3 separate regions of the Mus musculus genome follow, and regions 1 and 3 are each linked to region 2. The links are chromatin loops, found by intact Hi-C in ENCODE. Cell type or tissue: left cerebral cortex. All regions are shown on one strand.

The links. A loop is a pair of places that touch in the nucleus more often than their neighbours do. Peaks named below come from ENCODE experiments on the same cell type or tissue, not always from the same donor. Only the 100,000 strongest peaks of a DNase experiment are listed, where the experiment ranks them.
Region 1: a loop joins it to region 2, with 2.8 times the contacts of the local background. A loop is called at or near these places in 2 of 42 quality-filtered maps.
Region 3: a loop joins it to region 2, with 6 times the contacts of the local background. A loop is called at or near these places in 2 of 42 quality-filtered maps.

The regions. Positions count from the first base shown.
Region 1 is chr11:66,517,878-66,525,877 of GRCm38, reverse strand. Shisa6 (shisa family member 6) reads left to right here. Exons shown (of 5, transcript NM_001034874.3): 1 at 1-569. Among named protein-coding and RNA genes, the nearest start is that of Shisa6, 4.2 kb to the left of the region's middle. In left cerebral cortex, no CTCF peak of the experiment used is centred here; DNase peaks (open chromatin) are centred at 11, 343, 1,435 and 3,297; H3K4me3 peaks cover 1,978 bases.
Region 2 is chr11:66,422,930-66,430,929 of GRCm38, reverse strand. All of the region lies in intron 2 of Shisa6 (shisa family member 6), which reads left to right. Among named protein-coding and RNA genes, the nearest start is that of Shisa6, 99 kb to the left of the region's middle. In left cerebral cortex, no CTCF peak of the experiment used is centred here; DNase peaks (open chromatin) are centred at 2,121 and 4,593.
Region 3 is chr11:66,159,846-66,167,845 of GRCm38, reverse strand. It overlaps Dnah9 (dynein, axonemal, heavy chain 9), which reads left to right. Exons shown (of 69, transcript NM_001099633.1): 2 at 7,793-7,989. It overlaps Gm40027 (a long non-coding RNA gene), which reads right to left. Exons shown (of 4, transcript XR_879948.2): 4 at 7,769-7,807. Among named protein-coding and RNA genes, the nearest start is that of Gm12296, 4.2 kb to the left of the region's middle. In left cerebral cortex, a CTCF peak has its summit at 751; DNase peaks (open chromatin) are centred at 3,641 and 4,999; H3K4me3 peaks cover 215 bases.

The sequences.
Region 1 (8,000 bases), 95 kb before region 2:
GCCGCCCGCGGCCGCTCCGGGAACCGGACCCTGAACGCGGGAGCCGTCGGAGGTCGGCGTGCTGGGGGCGCCCTGGCCCGAGGCGGCCGCGAACTAAACAGCACCGCCCGAGCGTCCGGCGTCCCGGAGGCGGGCAGCCGGCGGGGACAGTCCGCAGCAGCGGCAGCGGCGGCGGCGGCGGCGGCCAGCGCGACTGTTACTTACGAGACGTGCTGGGGCTACTACGACGTGAGCGGCCAGTACGACAAGGAGTTCGAGTGCAACAACAGCGAGAGCGGCTACCTGTACTGCTGCGGCACCTGCTACTATCGCTTCTGCTGCAAGAAGCGCCACGAGAAGCTGGACCAGCGCCAGTGCACCAACTACCAAAGCCCCGTATGGGTGCAGACGCCCAGCACCAAGGTAGTGTCGCCGGGGCCCGAGAACAAGTACGACCCGGAGAAGGACAAGACCAACTTCACCGTCTACATCACTTGCGGGGTGATCGCCTTCGTCATCGTGGCGGGCGTCTTCGCCAAGGTCTCCTATGACAAGGCCCACCGCCCTCCGCGAGAGATGAACATCCACAGGTGAGAGGCGCTACTGGGTGCCTGCCTTGGGTTCCCAGGCCTCGCGCCCCCCTTAACGGGCCTGGCCCTGTCCTCTTCGCGCGTACTACCTCTCCCCTTCTAAGTCACTTCCACAGTCGCTTCCTTTAGGAGCAGTAGGCTCTCCCGCATTCCGTAGGAAGCAGCTAGGTGTGCTTTTGGTTTTAGAAAGAATGGCAACACAAAGTACCAGTCTACGGAGTTCCTGATGTTCAAGGATAAGAATCTCACCAATAATCCCCAGGCTGTATTTCATGGTTCGTGGACACTTTACTATGGGCTGTACCATGCTTAGGTTTTTTGTTTTGTTTTTTTGTTTTTGAATTTATTTTAAAAACTGGCGTGCCACTTTAATATAAAGAGCAGAGCAGTGTGGGCACCTCACTGAAAAGAACAGCAAGCGGGTTAGTGTGAGCTGGGGGTGTTCCCAGGTGTTAAGTGCAGGATGGTATGGAAAGGGCAATTGCCTCTGCCTGGAAGAATGTTCCCCATTGCGTGTTGACAGAGCACAGAGGGTAGGTCTCCCAGTGGGGTGCTTGTCTTTCCTGATGAGACTGGAGGACTTCTCCCAAGGCAGACCTCCCTGAGTTCATGCTTCTGTAATGTTCAGGCCATCTTGTACTGCACACATGGTAAAGACAGTGTCTACTGTCCCCTTCCAAAATGTGTAACAGGAGTTGAAAACCTGATAGTCACAGTCCCACTCTGATTTCCTCCCACCCGTGTCTCTGGCTCCCCAGGGAGATCATTGGAAAGTCAAAGCCAAAGGGACAACAGGAGCCCAGCCTCTCCTTTCGGAACTGCACAGGCAGAGGATGCGAAATCAGCTGTGCTTCCAGCGTCCCCATGAAGATGAATGGTTGGATGTGGTTCCAATGAAAAGCCCTGCCCCAGGAAACACTTCCATTTCTGGCACACAGAGTGGGCACTGCCCTAGTTCCCAGGCCCAGCCCCCAGCCCACTGCTTGTGAGTTGACCCACCAAGGCTGGCCTGGTCCCTCCACCTTTTAGCTCATATCTGCACATTGCTTATTATCTCCGTGGCTTAAACCTCCTCCTGTCACTGCTCTGAACATTAATCACCCCTACCTTGCTGAAAAGAGGAAGGCAGGCAGAAATTTCTAGGCATGCTGGAAGAGCTGATTCTGCCTGCCTCTCCCACCCTGATCTGGTGGGTGTTGAGAGGAGATGTCAAGGACTAGACTTGGATGCACTCTAGAGGGAACATCCCTTCTTAACCCTTCATTACCTGACCTTGCCACCACAGTCTTCCTGTAGCTATTCCCAGCATGGGCTTACTCAGCATCCCTTTGAACTGGACTAGGCTTGTGAGCAACAGTCTGTGGTCTCCATGCCTTGCTATGTAGAAGATGGGCACTGTGAACAAACTAAGAGCAAGACACCACTTTTTAGGAGTTTGTTTGGTCTGGCAGTGAATTCTCGCTTGGCTCAGTTTGCAAAGCAAAGAATGGCTTAGAGGCAGGTGCCTTTCTGAAACAGATGTGCATTGTTTCTCGTGTGTTACCTCTGACCCAGGACTCGGGGACTCATCTCCTCTTTCCTGTCTCGACTCAGTAAGCCCACGTTGGCTCTCACCACTTTCTAGTTGATTCTCACGAACATCTCTTGGGGTTTCTCCCTGCCTCCTCCACTCCTCCCCTTCTCCTCCCCCATCCCCGCACTCTCCCTCCCCCTTTCTTCCTTATTCAGTTTGTTCATGACAGCCTACGTTGATAAGGTTGTAGTCTCAGAGATTAAAGTCTGAGATTGAATCCCTGTGAAAACTGGACATTGCCATGTGGTTTTGAAGAGGTTCTTGATGTTCCTCTCTTCTTCCCCACATAGTGTCTCTGTCCCACATGGAGGGGGCAGTTTCTAGGGTTGGGAGAAGGAGAGAGTGAACCCTGGGGGAAAGAGCTGAATTTCAGGCCTCAGATCATTATGGAAATAGGCAATGTTTCTCCCTCAAATTCACCCCCTGATTTCATTCAGTTCACAGCACCTCTCCAGCAGCTGCAGCCTCGCCTGGTGGGTGCTACGGAAACCATCACTCTGGTACTGGGTGTGTAGGGGACAATACTTATCAGTGTTTGTGAGCAGGTGGGGGCTGGGGATAGGAGGACACCAGGAGTGACCTTGAGTAGGTTAGGGAACTTCGTTTTTTAGTTCTGGCAAGACAGCATATCACCCGGACGTCTTCCTTCCAAGTGTGTCAGGATGCGTGCCCACATCGCTCTCACATGCTCCTCTGGGCAGGAGCGGGAGGGGGCTCATCTTCTTCTGCTTAGACCTCAGAAGTCACTGCTTACCCCACCCAGGTGGGGTTGGGGGCTGTGTAGTCTGTGTTGTTAGAGAGGCAAGGTTGTAGGAGATATGTATTCACAGTAATGAGTTTTTCCTAGGGAAAGTGGGGAGAAACAAGAATGGTCATGGTCAGAGGTCAGGTAGGGAGATAGGATGTGCTTCAGTTTCCTGCTCTTTTGAAGTAGTGCAGCCGAGATGTGATGTGTCTTTACTGCAAGGGAGAGCAGAGCTGCTGCAGTGTGTGAGCCTCCCTGATGATAGACAGACTTGGGCCCTTCCTGCCCTGGGGCAAGTGGTCCTGTGTCTGAGGGAGTTTCAGTGAGGAAAGCCTCACTGCAAAGGGATATTGTGGGAGTTTGAGAAAAGATGGAAGAGAGATAGGCCATCTGCTCTGCCTTGGTGCTCGCAGGCTGGGCAGCCCTCTGCTTGCCATACGCATGTGTATTCCTCATGGCTCTTGCATCTCTCCCTCCCTTGCAGGGAAGAACAGATTTTGCTTTTTTTCAAGAAGTGATTAGCCCTCCCTAGCGTGTTTCTGAGTGAGAAGTCAGTGTCTGGAGTAGAGATAGCCAGCTCTCTGGGGAATTCTAGCAGCGAGCACACCCATATCCAGCTGGTTGGGCTCCGGGGAGGAGAAGGCGATGTTAGAGCTGGATGAGGGTGTCCCACCTTCCAGGCTGGAACCCCAGTTCTATTAGAAGGTATATTCTTTTCTTATTTCTGCTTTAGAACGTCTCCGGTTAAGGCCGGAACCACAGGCATCCCCCGATTGTCATAGTTTCCTGAGTGTCCCTGAGGTTGTTACCTGGGCTGTTTGCTCAGAGAATGATGACCATGTGCTCCAGGAGTATGGGCTCTGTCCAGCATCCAGCCTAGGAGGCTGGCCCCCTTTGACATTCTATTCTGCCCTTAGCTGTCTCACATCCAACATATCCAAACCTATTCTTCCTCCTCACCATGAGCTGATTCATCAATGTCTTGGAGATGGGAATCTGCTCTAAGGAGGAGCCGTGTGGCTCCCTTTTTAAGTGGCTAAATAACAGATGGGTTAGGGAGGTATTAAGATGCTTAGACACAGTTGGCAAAGTCAGAGGTACCTGTACAGGGCTGTGGGTATGATGGAAGGTGGGCAGGGGAGATGGGAGGATGCTCAGAGAAGCAGAGCCTGGGTATCAGGAGAAGAGGAGGGTATTAAGAGGTAACTCATCTACAGAGTCCATCTTCAAATTAACTTTCTGATTTTTAGAGTAGGCCAGGGAAAACTTTCCTTTGCCTTTGCTCTGTCTGGAAGTCAATTACAAGCCAGGAGAGCCCTGCTTTCTGTTTCAGGTCAACACTGCTGTAACAGGACCACTCCAGAGCTGAGCAAGTGAAGAACTCTTTCTGAATACCAGGAGACAAACTGTCAAATCCTCTCAAATACTCCAGTTTTTTTTTTTTTTTTCAAAGATTTATTTATTTATTATATGTAAGTACACTGCAGCTGTCTTCAGACACTCCAGAAGAGGGCGTCAGATCTTGTCACGGATGGTTGTGAGCCACCATGTGGTTGCTGGGACCTGAACTCCGGACCTTCGGAAGAGCAGTCGGGTGCTCCTACCCACTGAGCCATCTCACCAGCCCCTAAATACTCCAGTTTTTGAAGTGAGCTCTCCATAATGAATTGATCTAAACAGAGCCAACTTGTTTTTTTGTTTTTGTTTTTTTTTCCTCCAAATTCAGAAAGTTGAAAGGAAAGGGGGAAAAACAAATCTTGCCTTGGACTGGAATTCTTTATCCTTTTTTATGTTTCCCTTTCCCTGTGAGTTTAAAAAAAAAAAGTGCACATAGGGAAAGCTAGGAAATTACAGAAGTTTTATGAAGGAAGATTAGGGCCAGGACCCCAGGAAGGCAGAAAGAAGATAACAAAACTAAGAAAGAGAGAAAGAGATTGGACAAAAAGTTATCACAGGAGGGGTGGAGTCACACTATAGATCCTCCCGCAGGCGTGGTTTTGTTATGGTTCTTGGAAATATGTGGACACCAGGCGAGTGAGCCTGCTCGCCTTAGGAGGGCAAGCAATGGTTCAAACTCCTAAGCACACACCCTTGACACTCAGGCTAACAGGTTCCCTTCTTGCTTTTAGCAGCACAGCCATGCAAACACTCCTCAACAATCGTCGTGCTGCTCACTGTCTTCATGGTTCTTTTCTGCACTGCCCCCAAGCTCAGAAAACTTGCACATCTGCCCCACCCTGCCCCGTTTCAGAGTACACTCACCTCAGAGAGTCTGCTGCTAAGAAACCCAGAGCTTTCCCATAGTTCTAGTCTCCTAAGGCACCTGTAGAAGACGAAATGAAATTCACTGTTTTCAGCTGACTTGAAGGAGAGATTGCGTGGACTGGGTTGTTGTTGGTTTAGATCAACTGCGCAGAAAGCCACAGTTTAAGATATCTGAAATGTGCAGTGATTGAAAGCCATCAATGATCCCAGGCAGACAGACATGCCTACATATCTGGAATAAAAAGACAGTGTTACCTAAAAGAACGTTCCCTATCTAGTTCCATTGGCTGATTTTTTTTTTTCTCTCAAGGGCCTGGAAAGCTGTTATTTAGGTCTTAGTCTTTATAGCCCGAGAGCCTCTATCTACTGCATGTTGGAGTTAGCTCTCTGCTCCTGTCTCTGACAGTTGCCAGCTTCCTTCTTTCCTATGTCCATCCTGTCTACTCAAATTTCTAAATAGCCTGTGTCTGAAATCGTCAGACTCAAGTGACGCTTTGCCTTACAGTTTTGTCACGTTCCTTGGCAATGTATGTTTTGTGAAATTACAAAATCATGGTTTGCCGCTATGGCTGCGTAAGAGGTCTCAGAGGTGGGGAGGGATTCACAGGGGTATACACAACGGCTACCTTCCTCGCAGATATACCTTCTCTGGTGAGTCTGTCCCTCTTCACTTTACTTTGAGAAGCTCAAGTTTATTATTTTTCCCTGACTTACATTCATGACCTCCTATTTGTGTTGTTCTTGTTGGCAGGTATTTAGAAGGGGAAGAAGGCTGGGCATGGAGAGTTTACCATCAAACCCTCACAGGGTCCAAGGCCCATGACCTTGAGCCTCTAGTAGGTTTATTGTAAAAGCAGTCAAGGCAGATTGTTAACTGTATTTTTAAATTTAATTTAATTTAATTTGAAATTTTTCTGCAAGTGAAATCAAAGTCTTAGGAAAAGGCAGACTAACAGGTTCTATTATTTTTCCACTAGGTACAGAATCATGGGCTTATTCCTACAGGCAATTTAACTCTGTAATTTTATAAGTGAGCCACTTGAAATCAACAGAGCATAGGTCACAATGACACATGTCCCAGCTGCTAGTTGAGTTAGCTTTGGCTGAAAGCCCCGGTGTCCGGACCCTAGGTCCAGGCTCAGTCTCCTTCTCCTCTTTATCAGAGCATTGCTTTAGGCTTGGTTCTTAGTCGTCAGCAAATAACTTTTAGATAGCTGGAGATATGACAGGGTCCCCCCCTCCCCCACACACACTCCCTTCCCTCTGTCCTAGCTCTTGAGTCTTGCTGGCTGGCCTCTGTATTTCCATCCACCAACAGGATTTCTCGCGACCATCCCCGACCGGTCTTTTTATACAGTTTCTCCGCGTTCTTTTCTAAAGGGCAATAACCTGATCTAAGCATAATCCTTTAATAAGCTGTGAGTAATGCAGACTGTTGAAGAAGGGAAATACAGCATATGCCAAAGGAGGGTGGACCAGGGCAAGGAAACACTGAATAACAGTGTGGGTACAAGTTTGAAATAAAAAATGTGGCTCTGGATGCTTCAGCTCTCACCTGGAGGTGGGGAACGTTGCTGAGATTCATCATGTCAGTGAAGATCCTCAGGGTGTGTGTGTGGGCACATGCACGTGTGCCCACACACACATGCACATGCCTGTCTGTCTGTCTGTCTGTCTGCCTGTCCAGAATTACCCTCTAGGTATGTGTAAGATCACCCTTTGAGACACAAGAACACAGTTCCCTGCCCTGGATCAAGAAACCATCAGCCAACAGAGCTGGAAGTTTGGGCCCATCATTATATGAGATGAATCTGTATGGCATGATGCTTGGGGACTTTACGTTTGATATGCCAGATCCTCCCTTTGAAAGAAGTGGAGTGTCTGTGTACATTGAATTCTCTTTCCAAGCAGTCTCCTTGAGAGACCCCGTGCTGTTTCTTCTTCTGCAAATGGCTCCCTAGTACCTCTCTTGGAAATCCTTTGAGACTCTATGTCCCGTCACATTGACTTTTCAGAACCACAACATATTTTCACCCTCCCAGGGAGATCTGGTTCGTTTAAGCTGTAATAAGTCATGGGTCAGGTTGACGAATGGACCAGGTGATGGGAAACCACAGTGCCTTCACTAACAAGAGCTGCTAGGAGGAGCGTTTCTATGAGCTGGAAAGGTAGGAAGGACCAGAGGAGAAAGAGCCCCTCACCTGCCATGACCATGTGGGACTGGGCTGCTCCTCACGTGGGCAGAGAAGTGCCTCTTAGGCTAGACCAGTTTCAAGTGACAGCCGTGTGCTGGGCAAGCTGTGGGACAGTTGGGAAAGAAGACAAAAGGAAGGAGTTGAATATGCATCAAACATTTCAGATAACTGCTCAGAAAGGGTGGAAAAAAAGAATGTCCCACATTTCTGCATAAAATAGTAGACAGATCGCTCAATTTAGCTTCCTGCTTTGATACTGAGGGTAAAGGGACCCAGTTTCTTTGGGATGCATGCGGAGAGGAAACCTGGGATCAGAGCCCCTGTTCACCGCCCTCTGCTCGCTGTCACAGGGCCACTGCCTCTGCAGTTCTGTATTCAGATAGGGTTACCACTTGGGTCAGACAGCACAGGTATTAGCAGATCCCTGAAGATGAGGCTGCCACAGCATTTCTAGGAGATTCATAGAAACCATTCCTCATGGCTGCCTTCTTCCCATGCCCCCCCCCATAAATATTTATGGGATAGGATTAGTTGGTGCCAGAGTGGGCTGACTGAATGAAGAAAAAGGGGCAGGGGGGCACCCACTCTTGTCTATGAAGTTGGGGACAGTCGTGACTGGGCTGTTGGAGATAAGTAATTCCTCCCCATTTCAG
Region 2 (8,000 bases):
CATACTCAAGTCTTCTACACAAAGAATGTTAAGACAGGATCCTAGCAAAAATTTGAGTTATGTCTATTCTTACAGAGTGAATCTGGTATAGATGTCTATGAGATTCTTGTTTTAGAAGTTAATTTTGAAGTGTTTTTTTCTTTTTGGGGGGGAGACATTTTTTTAAAAGTCATTTATTTGAAAAAAATTCATGCAATATATTTTGACCACATTCTTTTCCCTCCCCTAACTCTTCCCAAATTCTCCCACTTCCCTACTTTGTGTCTTTTTTCCCCTAAAAAGGAAGAAAAAGAATAATAATAATGAAAAAAAAAAGAAAATAGAAATAGACAAACTGAAAAGGAAAACCATTAACATGGTAAATATCAAAACAACAGTCATGCAGACACAAAAAATATGGAGTCCGTATTGTGCTGGCCAACAACTACTGGGCATAGGGCCTACCCTGATGTGTAGTTAATATTCCCAGTTATACTCCACTGGAGAAAAATGATTTTCTTTTTCTAGGAGGTATTAATTACAAATAGCTTCTTTAGCAATGGGACTTTGTGTCTACTTTTTCTTCTCCAAGCTGGGGATTTTGTCTGGCTTTGGTCTAGGTCATGTATGATCTTTTAACTCTCCTTTTCTGCATAGTCTTGAGAGGAGAGTTTTAATAAATACGTCTCATTGAGAACTGAGTGCTCCAACATTTCTCACTCTCTGCACACTGATTGTGGACCTCTGTTCTAAAAACCATGTACCACGAAAAGAAGCTTTGCTGATGAGGATTAGTGATGCTCTGCTCTATGGGTATAGCAATAGACCACTAGGAGTTATTTTATTGCCATGTTCCTTTAGCAGAGTAATAGTATGTTCTCCCTTACTTACTTCCCTTATAGTAAGGGTCCATAACGCATCTAGGATCAGGTTCTTGACCACATTAGCAGTGTCAGGTATAGGTTCCATCTCATAGAATGGGTCTTAAATCCATCTTAAAAGTGGTTGGCTACTCTCATAACACCCGTGCCACTAGTACACCAGCATATCCTGTGGGTAGAGTTTTGTGGTAGGCCACAGAGTTTGTAGATGTGTGATTACCTTTCTCCTTGACTGGGGTACTAGTGCCTTCTAGAACCATGGACACTAATCTGTGGATGTGAAGCTTTTAGTTAGGCACCAGCTTGATTTCTCCAAGTTTGACGACATAAATAAGTTGTGTCTTCAGCAATATGGTCTTACCAACAGGTTATGAAGAATAACTAATAGTCTTAGCAAAAGCCTGTGTAGGGAGTCTATGTGGCCTCTTTGGCCAATAACTCAATAAGTTGTAACCTATTTATGATACTAAAGATTTTATTTGCTGGCATAAGATGTCTAGATGGGATAATGTCTCCCCTGGTATGTGGTGACTCCATTTATATTTCTTTCATATATGTATACAATTTAGGAAGCTTCTATTGTAGTAGGTTTCCATATGTTTTTTTAAAGGTTCTTTAGTGTTAGTTGTTCCTCTCCATATCCCCTCCTTTATCCTTCCTTCCCATTCCCTCCCCTCATCTAACCCTAGTTTTCCTCTTTATTTCTCTGTAACACTGTACTCTATTTCCCATCCTTAAAAGGTCCCTCCCTCCACACTGGTTCCTTAGTAGTTAACTAATATATGTGGTTATTTATATTGGAACAGAGGTGTCTAATGCTTAAAAGCTAATATTCACATATAAGAAAAAATAGAATACTTGTCTTTTGGGTCTAGGTTACCTCACTCTGGATGACTGATTTAACTCTATCCACTTACTACAAATTTCCTTTCTGTTGAGAGCTGAATAATGTTCCACTGAATAAATCTACAATAGTTTCATTATTTAATCATCATTGGATGGGTATCTAGACGTTTTTGATTTCTGGTCATTATGAATAAAGCAGCAATGGACATCGAGGAGCAAACATTTCTGTAGTAGGACACAACGTCCTTTGAGTATATGCACGAGGGTGGCAGAGCTGGATCTTGTTTTAGATCAATTTCTATCCCCTTTTAAGAACCTCCACACTAATTCCCATAGGGGCTGCAGGAGTTTGCACTCCCACCAGTAACAAGTACGTGTTGCCCTTCCCTACATTGCTGCTAACATGTGCTGTCATCTATTTTATCGTTCTGACTGGGGTAAGATGAAATTTCAAAGTAGTTTTAATTTGCATTTCCCTGATGACTAAGGATGTTGCACATTTTTAAAAAAGAGTTCCTCAACCACTGTGTTTCATCCTTTGAGAACTCTCTATTTAGTACTCTGCCCCATTTTTAAATTGGGTTGTTTCCTTGATGCTCAGGATTTGTTGTTGTTGTTGTTGTTATGGGTTCGTTTTTGTTTGTTTTATTTTTTAGTTCTTTATGTAGTTTAGATACTAACCCTCAATCGAGTTATTGGCAGAGATTTTTTTTTTCTGCATTCTGTAGCTGCTACTTTACTCAACTGAATCTGTCTTTTGGAACACAGAGAAGCTTTCCATTTTCTTCTACATGTAGCCATCCAGTGTGACCAGTACCAGCTCTCTTTATTTCAGTGTGTATTTTGGTCTTCTTTGTAAAAATGAACAGACAAACAAACAGGTGTCCATAGATGTGTATATTTATGTCTAGGTCTATTTACTATGTTGATCAACATGTCTGTTCTTCTGCCAATAACATGCTGCTTCTATTTCTATACCACTGCAGTATGACTTGAAATCTGGGATGATGATACCTCGAGTTTTTTTTTTTTAATTATTATTTAGGATTGTTTTAGCTGTCTTGGAATTTTTCATTTCCATATGAAGTTCAAAATCGTATTCCTAAATTACTGTAAAGAATTGTTGAAATTTTGATGGGTATGGTATTGAATCTGAAGATTGATTTTTGGTACAATGGCCATTTTTACAATATTGGTCCTACTTATCTACACATGTGGGAGATCTTTCCATCTTCTGGTGTCTTTAATTTTCTTCAGTGTCATAAAGTTTTCATTATACAAATCTTTCACTTACTTGGTTAGAGGTATCCCAAGATATTTTATTGTGTGGGATTTTTTTTTTCCTTTGAGGTACTGTGAAAAGTATTGTTTCTCTGATTTCTTTTTCAGTCTTTTGTCATCTGTGTATAGTAACGCTACTAATTTTTGTATGTTAATTTTGTATCCTGCTACTTTGCTGAAGGTGTTTATCTGCTGTACAACTTTCTCAATGTAGTCTTTATGGTCTTTAATATAGAAAATCCCATTATTTGCAAGTAAACCTACTTTAACCACTTTCTTCCTATGTGTATCCACTTGATGTCCTTAGTTGTCTTATTACTCTAGCTCAGACTCAAGTGCTGTGTTGAATAAACATGGAGAGAGTGGACAAGTGGTCTTATTGCTGATTTTAGTGGAAATGCTTTGAGTTTTTCTTTGGATGGTGTTGTCTGTAGGTTTCTGTATATTGCCTTTATTACATTGAACTATGTCCCTGTGTGGTAGAAATTCTTAAGGTTCAAGGGAGAAAAGGAAAGAGAGTTGGGTCAGGGGTTGACAGCAGTGGGTCTCACTTATTATGCTCTGTGGAAAGTGATTACAGATCAGGTGCACCAGCCTTTTTTACTGTATGCCCACAGGAACAAACATTTTATAAATCCTTATCCAAAGTCACAATGGAACATGGAATTCCTTGATCTGTCAATGAGAACAGGGTGAATTCTTCAAAACTAACACTGTTCTAGTTCTAATTTTGCCTGGATTTGAGTAGCTTATCTTAAAATAATTCCCAAACCAGGAAATAATGAGAGATGGCTCCCATCAGGTTCTGCTACCTTTGTGTTAGAAAAGGGGAGCCTGAGACAGAGAGGAAGTATTACTAAGGAACACAATGCTGGGCCTGGCTAAGGTGACACCCTGAACTTGGATACTTTGTGCTCCTATTCTAGGTCTCTTGAGGCTGAGCTTATCAACCCTTCTTGTGTGTGTGTGTGTGTGTGTGTGTGTGTGTGTGTGTGTGTGTGTGTGTAATACATTTTGCTGCCCCCAGTGAGAACATAGCCCCTGATCTACTATCCCAACTGTCACTGAGCTTCATTAAAAAAAAAGAAAAACAACTTAACTTTAGTTTATATATCTGACAAAGAATCCATTTTTCTTATTTTATATTTTCTTTCCTTTTTTCTCCCTCCCCCCCTCCCTCCCTCCCTCCCTCCCTCCCTCCCTCTGTCTCTCTCTCTCTCTCTTTCTTTCTTTCTTTCTTTCTTTCTTTCTTTCTTTCTTTCTTTCTTTCTTTCTTCCTTCCTTTCTTTCTTTCTTTCTTTCACAGAGCCTTACTCTGTAGTCCAGGATGACAAACTCACGGTATTTCCCTTGCTTACGTTTTCAGAATATAGGGCTTACATAAACAAGTACCACCAAACCTCAACTTTCCTATACTTTCGCCACAACCTTAAGTCTGCATCCCAGTTCACAAACTGTCAAGTTTAGAAGAGGGCTATTCCAAATAAGATGACGGAGGGAGTCCTGACACCTGTCTTCCCACTGGTACAGGCATCTCTATTTCTAGGCAGTAACAACGCAAGAACACCCACAGTTCTAAATCTCTGGCCCAAACTCTCTTGGGAATCTTTCCCACCCATCTGCAGCTCTTCTCAGCTTTGGTGTGGGTTTTTGTCCTATCTGAGATTCATGTAAGTGTGTCAGACTGGCACCTGTAGGCTGTCAGAGATGATGCCCATACGCAAGGGGGGGCTTCTTTCCTGTCTGCGACACCGTTCTTTTCCCCTGTAACATCACACCCACAGGGAGAATGATCTGTGAATTTGGCATGAAAGGAAAAAGAAGAAACTCATATTTTCTTGTCCACCTGGCAAATCATTCTTGAATTTCTCCTGGTTGCTGTGCCACGCAAGGCAAGTTGTTGGTTAGGGGCTCTGCCCTAGAGCTCACAGTGAATGAAATGTCCACCTTCCCGATGATGACAAGATTTTCCTGTCCTGAAAGTCTGTTGTGTCTTTGGTTGGTTGGTGAGGAGGATGTGCTGGGGACACACCTGTGCCTCTCCCTAGGGATTGGAGCGTGGTTGATTGTGTCACCTTTTGCTCTACCCTTCCATACTGTGTTTTCACACTTTACCTGGGCGTTTTTCTGTGAACATCTGAAAGACTGAGTTGGAGAACCCAGAACTAAACTCTAGAGATCAGCAATGTATGCACTCTAGGTTGACTTCGAAAGCTCAAAATGATTATGTCAAGTCACTCCCACAACCTCCATTATGGTTGAACATCATCAGTTCAGATGAGAGGATAAAGAACACTCAAGAGAGGATGAAGCTGCCCGAAGGGAAGTGGCCAGTTTGTAGTGCAGCTAGGGCAGGCTCTCCAGTCTCCTGTCTCTTCAATTTCTAGTACCTTCTCTACATTGGTGACTCTCTTCAGCATCTTCATCCTGCCTGCTTGGTCCTCACAGTCAAGCAAACTGATCAGCCTCTGAATTTCTAGTATAATGTGTGTCTCTAGCTTCTTATGCAAAGGCCAAATGTCCCTGGAAATAGAAACATGTCCTCATTCTCACATACCACCCTAGCATGCCAGCCTACCCTTGATCCAGGCTAGGAACCCCCCCAAAGGGAAATGAGAGACTGGGGGGCAAACCAAGACCCAAATGTGGAGCAGAATATCTGGGCTCTGTGCTTTGGTTTCTCAGGCTGAAGGGGCAGCAGGGGACTGGCAGGTGGAACTGCAGGCCAAGCTGCAGAAACAGGACAGTGCCAATACTTTTCTAGGACTGTAACTGATAAACTGGGACATCCACAATATTTCCTAAGCAAACTAGGTTACCCTCCCCGCTGCTGCAGCTACCCGAGGGCATTGGGCAGCTGGGTGACCCAGAAATGGTCATCTTCTTGTCCAGCTCCATCTGGAATTCTAGCCCCCAATTCCCTAGTACTGACAGCTCTAGGTGGAAGGAAGCTTGACAACATCAAATGGAATCAAGTCCATTCTTATTTCAGGAAGCTTATCCCAAACAATAAAGAGGGAGAGGCATAGGCTGTCCTTTTTTAAAAAAAAGGCAGAATTAGGAAGTAAAGTAGCAATAAATCTTCCCCCATCTACTTTGTTTTATAGTCCAGAGAAGCACAGTGATTGTAGAAAAAAGTGTGCCATGTTGAAAAAAAAAAAAAAAAAAGCCTTGAAATCAAGAGACATCAATTTGGGTCACTAAACTTGGAGAAATTACTTCCTCTCTGGGCCTGACTTTCTCAGTGGGACAATGAATGGATTGGCTTAGATGGTCTCTGATTCTCTTTTATGCTCTGAACGCCTAGTTTTATACATGCTGTCTAGTTAGCATTGCTAAAAACAATAAGAAGCACAGTCACTATCTTAGGATGCTCTGTCCCTGTTCCATACCTGAGTGCCTGCCTGGCAACCTTGTGTGTTTCAAGATCCTACCAAATATTGAGCATTCCAGACTCGACAGCAGTGCCTTCTCCTTTTCCCCTGAGCCGTGTGTCCTCTCATGAGTTCACTCTTCCTTCCAGATCTTTGAGTCCTCATATGTGTAGTTTGTGTAAAGGGTAATATTGTGCTTTCTAAACGCCTAGAGAATTAGACAAGAAGGTAGAGACTATAGTCAGAGAATGTTATGGTTAATTACCAACAAAGCCGTTTTATGGTTGGTGGTGGTAGGACTAAGCATATTCACTTGAGACTGACCTGTTGACTTCTGTAGTCTGTCTGTAGATATAGTTTGGCTCCAAAGGGAAAGGTGCCCAGAGTACATTTCAGCTAGTGCCCGTTGGGCATAAGGGACTCCAGGTATTCAAACTTCTGTGCGAAAAAATTGAACAGCACCCTGTTCACCTTGGAGGCTTGCCCTGACTACCCATTGCTAAGAATGCATCAGGAAGGCCTTTCTTCTAGGGCCACCCATTCAGCTCCCAGTGTTCCTGAAGGAGCCTTCTCTGAGAGGCAAACTGTCGTTGTCTTATACCCAGCCCCCATGTCTCTAGCAAGGCAAGAAGATTATAAAGAAATAACCTAGGGCAATGGTGTGTCTGAGTGCATGTGTATGTCTTGTTTTCAACACAAGGTCTTGTTTTGTAGCTCAGCCTGGAATTTTTGATCTTCCAGTCTCAACCTCCTGAATGCTGGAATTACAAATAGCAAATCAGATGTACAAAGACTTCTTGCCATAAAAGCGTCAACCTTATTATTTATCCCCAAATGTTAAATTTATTAGAATCAGTTCCCAATTGTGTCCTGGCCACAGAACTCTGCTCATTTTAGGTTTCTGGATGGAAATAAGTGGTAGCCTGGTGTTGAGATCCACCTAAATCCTCTGTAGAGGCCATGCGACAAGGAACTGTTCACATACATGATTTTGGAGACAGATTTGCTAGCCTTGCCATTATTGGGATGGAATACCAGATATTAATGATTAAATTATTTAGGCTTATTTATTTTATGTATATAAGTATTTTACCTGTATGAATGTTTGTACACCATGTGTATGTCTAGGGCCCATAGAGGTCAGAAGGGCACTTCAGATCTCCTAGAACTGGAGTTACAAACATTTATGAGCAGTCATGTGGGCACTAGGAATTGAAACAGTGTCCTCTGCAAAGGCAGTTATTACTCTGAACCATCCAGCTATGTTTCTATTTCTGACATGAACAGTTCAAAAGGAGGTATTTTAACTCACAGTTTCAAAGGTTTCAGCCATGGGGAAGCAGAACATCATGATACACACACACACACACACACACACACACACACACACACACACACACATATATATATATATAAAATCAAAATAAAAAATATTTATATAAAATCAAAAGCTACCTGGTTCATTCTGGCCAGGAGGCAGAGAAAGATGAAAAGAGGACCTGGGACCACCTTCAAGGGCAGTCCCCACCACCCCTGTGTCCTGCTTCCAGCTAGGTTCCACCTCCCAAATTTCTACTACCTTCCCAAATCCCGCCATCATTTGGTTGGTACCAAACTTTCTTCAGTTTCCAAGTGAAGA
Region 3 (8,000 bases), 260 kb after region 2:
TGGAAGGGCAGGGCTGCCAGTAAACCAAGACCCTGGTTGGTGATCTGCTGGGTGCCAGCTGGGGACAAGTCTGGGTGAAAGCCAGGCCACAATATGAACCAGCTTTGGGTCAGGGGGTTGGTTCAAGAGGAAGTCATAGTGTGAAGAATGCCTGAGTCCTGGCAGCTTTGTAAGTCATCACGCAAGGGCCAAGGACAAGAAAGTGGTGAATTTTGAGTTAAAGTTTGTCTGCTGGATGGGAAGGAGCTGCACTGCTTTAAATAGTATCTACCTTTGCAAAGAAGTTTAGAAGGAGGCGATTTGGTTTTGATTTTAATGTCCTTCATTTACCATGCAAACATTTATGGAACTGCCTTGGGCTGGCAGCAGTTGGGTATCTTTTGGTCAGCAGGCATTGGGAAGAATCTGTCCCACCTCTGGGAAAAGAGATACAGGTGGAGCCTCTGGGCCTTCAGAGCTCAGAGGATTTTCGCAATGGTAGTTAGATGAGAATCTTGAACCCATTAGACCTTCCCAAAGGAAGAAAGCTTTCCTGGTAGTTGAGTTGAGCACATGTGCTTCTAGAGGCTGGCCCTCTCTAGGTCTAGCCAGTTGTGAAAGGAGTGTGTGCAGATACTAGCTGTGTGGCGTTCTGTATGCTTAGTGCCCTGGAAACGGCACAGAAATGGAAAATAAATTCCCATCCATGAGATGCTTCCCAAACACACTCATCAGATCATGCGTTCAACGTATTTGAAACTGAAGACAGTGAGGGTGAACACTTCTCTAAAACTTTGGCCCTAGTGGTAAAGCCAGGACATGACTCTTCCTTGCTACATCTAATGTTAGCTCCCTAGTTGCTGTGAAAGGGGAAATCCCGAGGAGGAATAGGATGGATGGGCAAGCATTCAGAGTCTGGGGAAGCTAGGCTAGCATTAAGTGCTTTAATGGTTTTAAATTGAATAGTCTTATTACTGTGTTATGTTTGAATACCACCTGTACAGAAGTCCATCTGTAGGTCATGTCCCTGGTAAAGGATGATAGGAAATTGTCCTTGGCTTCAGAGGAAAGACAGATCCATGTAGTCTCAGGGGCTGCGGTAATCTTAGTGTTACATTGAGTTCTGATAAGGGAGAGGCAGTTAAGGGTACATAATGTTCTTGCAAAAGACCCATATCAGGAAGCTCACAACCACCTGTAGCTCCAGATCTGGGGGATTTGATGCCCTCTTCTAAACTCTATGACTATCTGAAGTCATATGTACATATACACTTATATAGGCACACATGGATATGTAGCCTTAAAAAATAAAATAAAATAAAAATAAAATAAAATGATTTTTTTAAAGGCTTAGAGACAGACACAAACTAGTCTGTGAAGAGGGTTGAGCACAACTCAGGACTACATAATCAAGGAAATCCAGCCCAGAAATCAACAGTAACTTTAGGAGCTGGAGAAATGACTTCCAGCTTATGAAACCACACTTCCATGGGAGCAGAGTTTGGTTCACAATACTCAAGTCAGGAAGTTCACAGCAGCCTCCAACTCCAGCTCTAGGAGATCTGACACCTTCTGTGTCCCATGGAAACCTACACACATGTGGCATACATGCACATAGACCATACATATATACATAAAATAGACAGTTTAAGAGATTTTCTCTTTCTCTCTCTCTCTCTCTCTCTCTCTCTCTCTCTCTCTCTCTCTCTCTCTCTCTCTTTCTTTTTTTCTTTTTTCTTTATCTATGTTTTGAGATAGATAATGTAGCCTCATGTAGCCCAGGCCAGGGTCTGACTTGCTATGTAGTAAGGATGACCTTTAACCCCCAATCCTCTCACCTCCACCTCCCAAGAGATGAGAGTACAGGTATGTAGCACAAAAATCCATGGGTTTTGTTTTTTGTTTTTTGTTTTTGTTTGTTTATTTGTTTGTTTTTGTTTTTGTAATTTAGATTGAAGACAAAAGGATACAGTTAAGGAGTAAATGAATGAATGATGTGGCACTTAAACAGTGAAATACTGATAGAGAATACTCTTTAAAAGTATTATTTTTATTTTTTAAAAAAGCAACAACATAAAATCCTTCCACCCAGGAGTTCCTAACCACACAATACAATGCTGTCAGGCATAAACACCAAGTATGATACATCTTCAGACCTCCATTACCCAACATGATTGAAAGTACACTCACCCAAAACACCCATGTCCCTGTCCTCACACTCCCCAAACAGCATTCTCCAAATTGTCTTCCTGAATGTGACTCTTTTAGTCTACAGGTACCTGTGTGAATGGAGTCACCTAGCAGCTGTCTCTTTGTGACTTTCGATGTTTCTCTTGACTTAACACTTAATTATTTCAACAATCAAAAGGTGCTCCGGTCACATGGCCTCTGGGTTCTTTGAGTCTTTCTCCTCCTGTCCCCACCACTTTGTGATGGGTGCACCCCCATCTCTCTGACCAGTGCTTCTGCTTTTTCAACTTCCTGAACCACCCCCCCATCCCCACACCCCATATCCTGAAATCACTCTCTGCATGTGACTGGGACCTCAATCTATTGTCTTTACAATGTTCCTCTGCCACAACAGTGCATTTGTCCCTTGCCCAGCTTAAGAGGCAGCACCATCCTTATCATTAACTAGGTCATTTCACTTAGCCAATGAGGATCCACTGGGTAATTTATTTAGCCAATTAGGATCCACTAGGTCCTTTCACTTAACAATGCCCTCGTGGTTCTTCCTATTGTGGAATACAACAGATCTTTTGTTTGTTTGATGTCAAATATATTATACTGTATAACACATTTTCCCAATTATCTCCATCATATTGGCCTGTGGGCATATGTATGGGGTATTTTCTTGATTGCTGGTTGATGTGGGAGGGTCCAGTTCACTGTGGGTGATGCAATCCCCGGGAAAGTGGTCCTGGATTATATTAAGAAAGGCTGAGCACACCGTAAAGAACAAGCAAGGAAGCAGAACTTCTCCCTAGCCTTTGCTTTAATTTCTGCTCCCAGGTTATTCCTTGAGTTATTGAGGGTCTCAGTAAAGGACTGTGACTAGGAAGTATGAGGTAATATAAACCTTTTCCTTCCCCAAGTTGCTTTGGATTGTGTTATTTATTACAGCAATGGAAAGCGAACTAAGGCAAATATTTATTCTAGTTATTTTCTATTGTAAATAATGTGGTAATATGGTTTTTTTAAGTGCAGAATTTGTAGATAATATGTAGTCATTTGTGTTAGAAAGAGAAATGAAGAATTGGAGAGATAGCTCAGGGGTTAAGAGCATTGGCTGCTCTTCCAGAGGACCTGGGTTTGATTCTCAGCACCCACATGACTGCTCACAGTCATCTGTAACCTTAGTTCCAAGGGATCCACCACCGTCTTCTGGCCTCTGTGGGCATTACATACACACAATGCATAGACATATGTAGGCAATGTAATCATACACTTTAAATAAAAAAAAAAAGAAAAGAAAACCAACAAATTTAAAGAGAATGGAAAACTGGAGATGGCTGCTTGAAATGAAAGTACACGAAAGACTGAGATAAGAGGATTATTATGAGTTTGGGAACAGCCAGGACTATAGTGTGAGTCCCAGAATATCTTGAGCTACATAAAAGATTCTGTACAGAGAAAGGTGTGAAGGGAAAAAGAGAGGAGGAAGAGAGCAGGGGGAACAGGGAAACACTAATCTATATTTGGGGAACTGAATGATTGAGGAACAGGGTGGGTAGATGATTCATGGTACTTGTACTATGTAAATGTTTATCTATTTAAATCTTAAATGAAATAATTTTAAAATACCTCGGGTCCATTACTCACAAAGGCTTTTTCTCAAAGCCTGTACCAGGAATCCTTAAGACTTCCCATCGACTTCTGTCCTGAACCCCAGAGCTAATTCCACATCCCTATAAAAGCTGGCCTCTTGGCCTGTGTTCTCCTTCCTTCTTAGTAACTTACTTAGCTTCTGACCTCCTCCCCCACTCTCCCCCATCACTGCACACCACTTAAGCCAGAAAGTGGTCTTCTGCTCTATGTGTAGATGGATGCACCTCATGTAAACCTGCTGTAAACCATGCTGCTTTCTGCCTGGGCCTTACCTATACTTCACCCTCAGCACTCCTACCTGTGAGAGTGTGTGCATGAACAGGGAAGAGGGCATTGGTAAGAGGAAAAAGCTATGATCATAGCATCTTCTCTGTCCCACTGTGCTAGTTCAGGGTGAAATAAGGGAGAAATGTTTGGAGGGGGCATTATCAGGATTCCCTTCTTTAATGTGAAAATGGGCTGGTTAAGGCCTCCCAACACAGTTTTTCTTTAGGGCTCCTTTCCACATTGAAAGATGGATGCAGAACTCATCTGCAACAATGGGGGTGAGGTCCAGCCTTTGTCCCAACTTTTCACAGAAGAGAAAGCATCTCTTTCACACTCATCTGGAGCTTTAAAAGGTGTATAAGGTATAATCTTTGGAGTATAAGATATACTCACCTTAGATCCAGAGGGAGCTTTAGAACAAAATACTTTAGAGAAGAGAGAAATTTCAAGGGAAAAAGGACCTAGTGGCCATTTCAGCTCCTGAATCAAGCTGCTCTTGAAGTTTCAGGGCTGTTTTAAACAAAGCTCTATTACTAACAAGTTGCAAAGCACAGCTTTCAAGGAGAGACTTTCTATTACAGTACAACTAATATAATGCAAGGAAATACCAGACAGACAGGGGTGTGTTTGTCTGGTAATAGGTCCAAGAAGTCATAGGGAAAAAATTATTCAGAGCTAATGAATAAGCCTCAGTGGCTGCAGAATAGATAGTTCTGGCCTGGTCTTTCTGGAAATAGGTAGTGAGCAGAGATAATCATTAAATAGAGAGCTCAAGAAAAACCAACAAAAAAGGATCACACACTAAGTCAGTCACATTTATATTGGAATCAGGGTAGAAAGCTGAACAAGAAAAGGACTTTTCTAGGATCTCAAAGGCAGAGACTGAATCTCAATTGATCCTTAAGTACTCACATTCTTCCCTAAGATCTGGCATCTTGGCACATCCCTTAGAGATTGGCAAGTGTATACTAACAGAAAAAAAGGTTGTGGGAGGTTTGAGTGGAATTCAGTAGGGACTTGTGATATTGTGGTATATAGTAATGGGGTTTCTATCCCACCTTAGATCAAATAGTTTCCAAATAAAAGACACAGAAACTTTATAATTTTTATAAGCCTTCAAGCACTAGAACTGGGCAGATATCAACCCTCTATATTATTTTGTCTAAGTTCCTGTCAATAAACTCAAGATATAACTTGCCATGTTCTGCCTGGGCTGCTCCCACTCCAACTGGTTGGCCCTCATGGCCATGTTCTTACAACCCACCTACCCCACTACATCTTCCTCTTTCTTCTCCTCTCGTCCTCTCATGGCCTCTGCCTCAGACTCCAAGCCCAGGAACTGAAGCTCTGCCTACCAGCTACTCTTCTCTTCTGCCCAGCTACTGGCTGTAGGCATCTTTATTCAATCAGTCATTTTAAATTTAAGAGCAAGGTTACATAGCATCACTTGGTGTATGGGGAGGATCTCCTTGTCTCTTGGGACAACCAGACCTTAGAGGCCAGTATTTAGCATTACAATACATAGCAACCTACCAAACCTCAACATTGAGGTATAGAAAAACAATGGCTAAAGTTTTTAAGAAAAGAAAGTCTTTACTTTTTGTCTTTTGTGATGATTTCGGTCCACACATATTTGCCCTGATGACGATGGAGGGATTGGTGGGGGAGGAGTGGTGGAGAGAGCAAAATCTGACCCCCAACACAGCAGATGACATGGAAAGTGTTTGACATGTTTTGCTGTGTGAGGAGCAGATCAGTCTGCCACACAGGACCACATGGAGCTGACTTTGGGAACAGAGTGAACTGGGAACTGTGGGAGGTGTACTTTATAGTATCAAAATGGTGGCCCTGGTTCATGTGTGAGTATGTGATTGACTTGTGTGAATAATCCCAGGGGTTAGCAGGGTATCGAAGCCGTCCAGTAGAGGCTAAGCTGTTAGTGTATCTGATTTCTCTTAGTGAGGACTGTTGGTTTGTGGGATATTTTCCAAGAGGGAGATGAGAAGAAAATGGGAGAAAGACTGTTGGGGACTTTCCTGACTTCCCCAAAGATCAAGGCAATATGTAAGGTCTTCAGCCACCTGAAAAAATGATATATATGGGGCTCCAAAATGCTTCCTCACCACTCTCCCCTCTCCCTCCCCCTCCTTTCTCCCTTTCTTCTTCCTCTAATTATATTTTCTTTCTAAGTCTTTCTTTGTTTTTGTTTTTTCATTCTTCTTTAGTTTTTCATTATGGATAGTTCTAAATTTATATAACCTGCTATTAGCATATATTCCATTACCTTCTCTTGTTCTTCTTTTACACCTGATGACCACTTCTTCCTAACCAGTTGCCCCACCCCCGTGCGTGTGTTTGTGTGTATCTGTGTGTCTGTGTGTATGTCTATGTGCCTGTCTTGTTCAAATGATCATAGCTCCTGTGTGTTCATGATTGCCAGAACCATACCACACCCAGAAGACAACATTTTATAGCTCTCTGCCTCATCCTATGATGTTCACAGTCCTGCTTTCCCCTCATCTATAGGATCCCCCAGGCCTTGGTTTGAGTGATAGAGATGTTCCATATAGACCTGAGTATTCATCAATCTCTTATTCTGAGTACTTTGACAGGTTATGATTTTCTAATTTAACCACTGTCCATTGCCAACAGGCTTTTCTGACTCAGGCCTATTGCTATAGCAGCCTGCAAGTGTTTAGAAGGTGTTGTAGTTATTTTTCTGCTCCAGTGAAGTGATACCATGAACAAGGCAACTGATAGATGTAAGAGCTTATGGGGGCCCATAGTCCCAGATAGGTAGTCTGTGACCATCCTGGTGGAGAGTACAGCAGCAGGTAGGCATGGCACTAGAGCAGCAGCCAAGAGCTTACATCATCTGCAGGCAGGTGGAAGAAATAGGACACTATAATAGGAATGGTACAAGTCTTGGAAACCTAAGGGCTCACCTTGAGTGACAAACCTCCTCTAACAAGGCCACACCTCCCAATCCTTCTCAAACAGTTCCACCAGTGGGGTCAAAGAACTCAAACATGAGTCTATGGGCGACATTCTCCTTCAGACCCCCACTATACAAGGCAACTTAACAACATGCCCATTTATCAGAACACTACTAGTAGATTCTCCCATAGGGCCAACAACCTCAGCAACCATGGGCATTTCACCAGGTTTACAATTCCAATGCATTCCCACCTATGGAGGGGGCCTCAGCTTCAGTGAAGAAGCAGTTGGTTATACCCACAACAGTCATGTCACTGTTCCATCAATGGGTGTATTTTGTCTGGCAAGTCAGTATTGTAATACACAGTGTCTACTTCTGGGTTAAATTACTGATAACTTTTCTTCCCCAACAGTTTGCCTAGTACTTTCCAATACTATCTAGTTCAATTCTCATTTGATTTCCCTATGTCCTGTATTCAATGTGTGTGTTGTCTTCAGCAATAGGATCTTACTGCCTAGTTCTAGTGAGCAGTCAAAAGCAGGATGCATTGTTTTGAGAGCCTTTGGAGGCTCTTTCCCCAGTAGATCATAGGGAAGTATCCGGTGTACTAGAATTTGGAGGCTAAATAACCCATGACTTCTGAAAACAGCATTATCTACCCATGCAATGTAATTCCATTTGAGTTCTTTTCTTCTTCCTATTGAGACAAAGTCTCACTATGTAGCACAGGCTGGCTTGAATTTGCAATCCTCTTGCTTTCTTGGTCTCTCTCTCTTTCAGGTCATTATTCCTGTCCTGGCAAATGAAAAGAACCATTTAGAATGGCCCCACATGGTATGTCAAGACATCAGACATCATGCCCACACCCTGAAGTCTGACCTCCTAGTGATCTTTGAGCACATGAAGGGGAGAACCTTGCTGCCTCTTCCAGTTGGCTCAGAAAAACTGGAGTTTGTGGATGGCCACAGTGAGCCAGTGTAAGTACCAC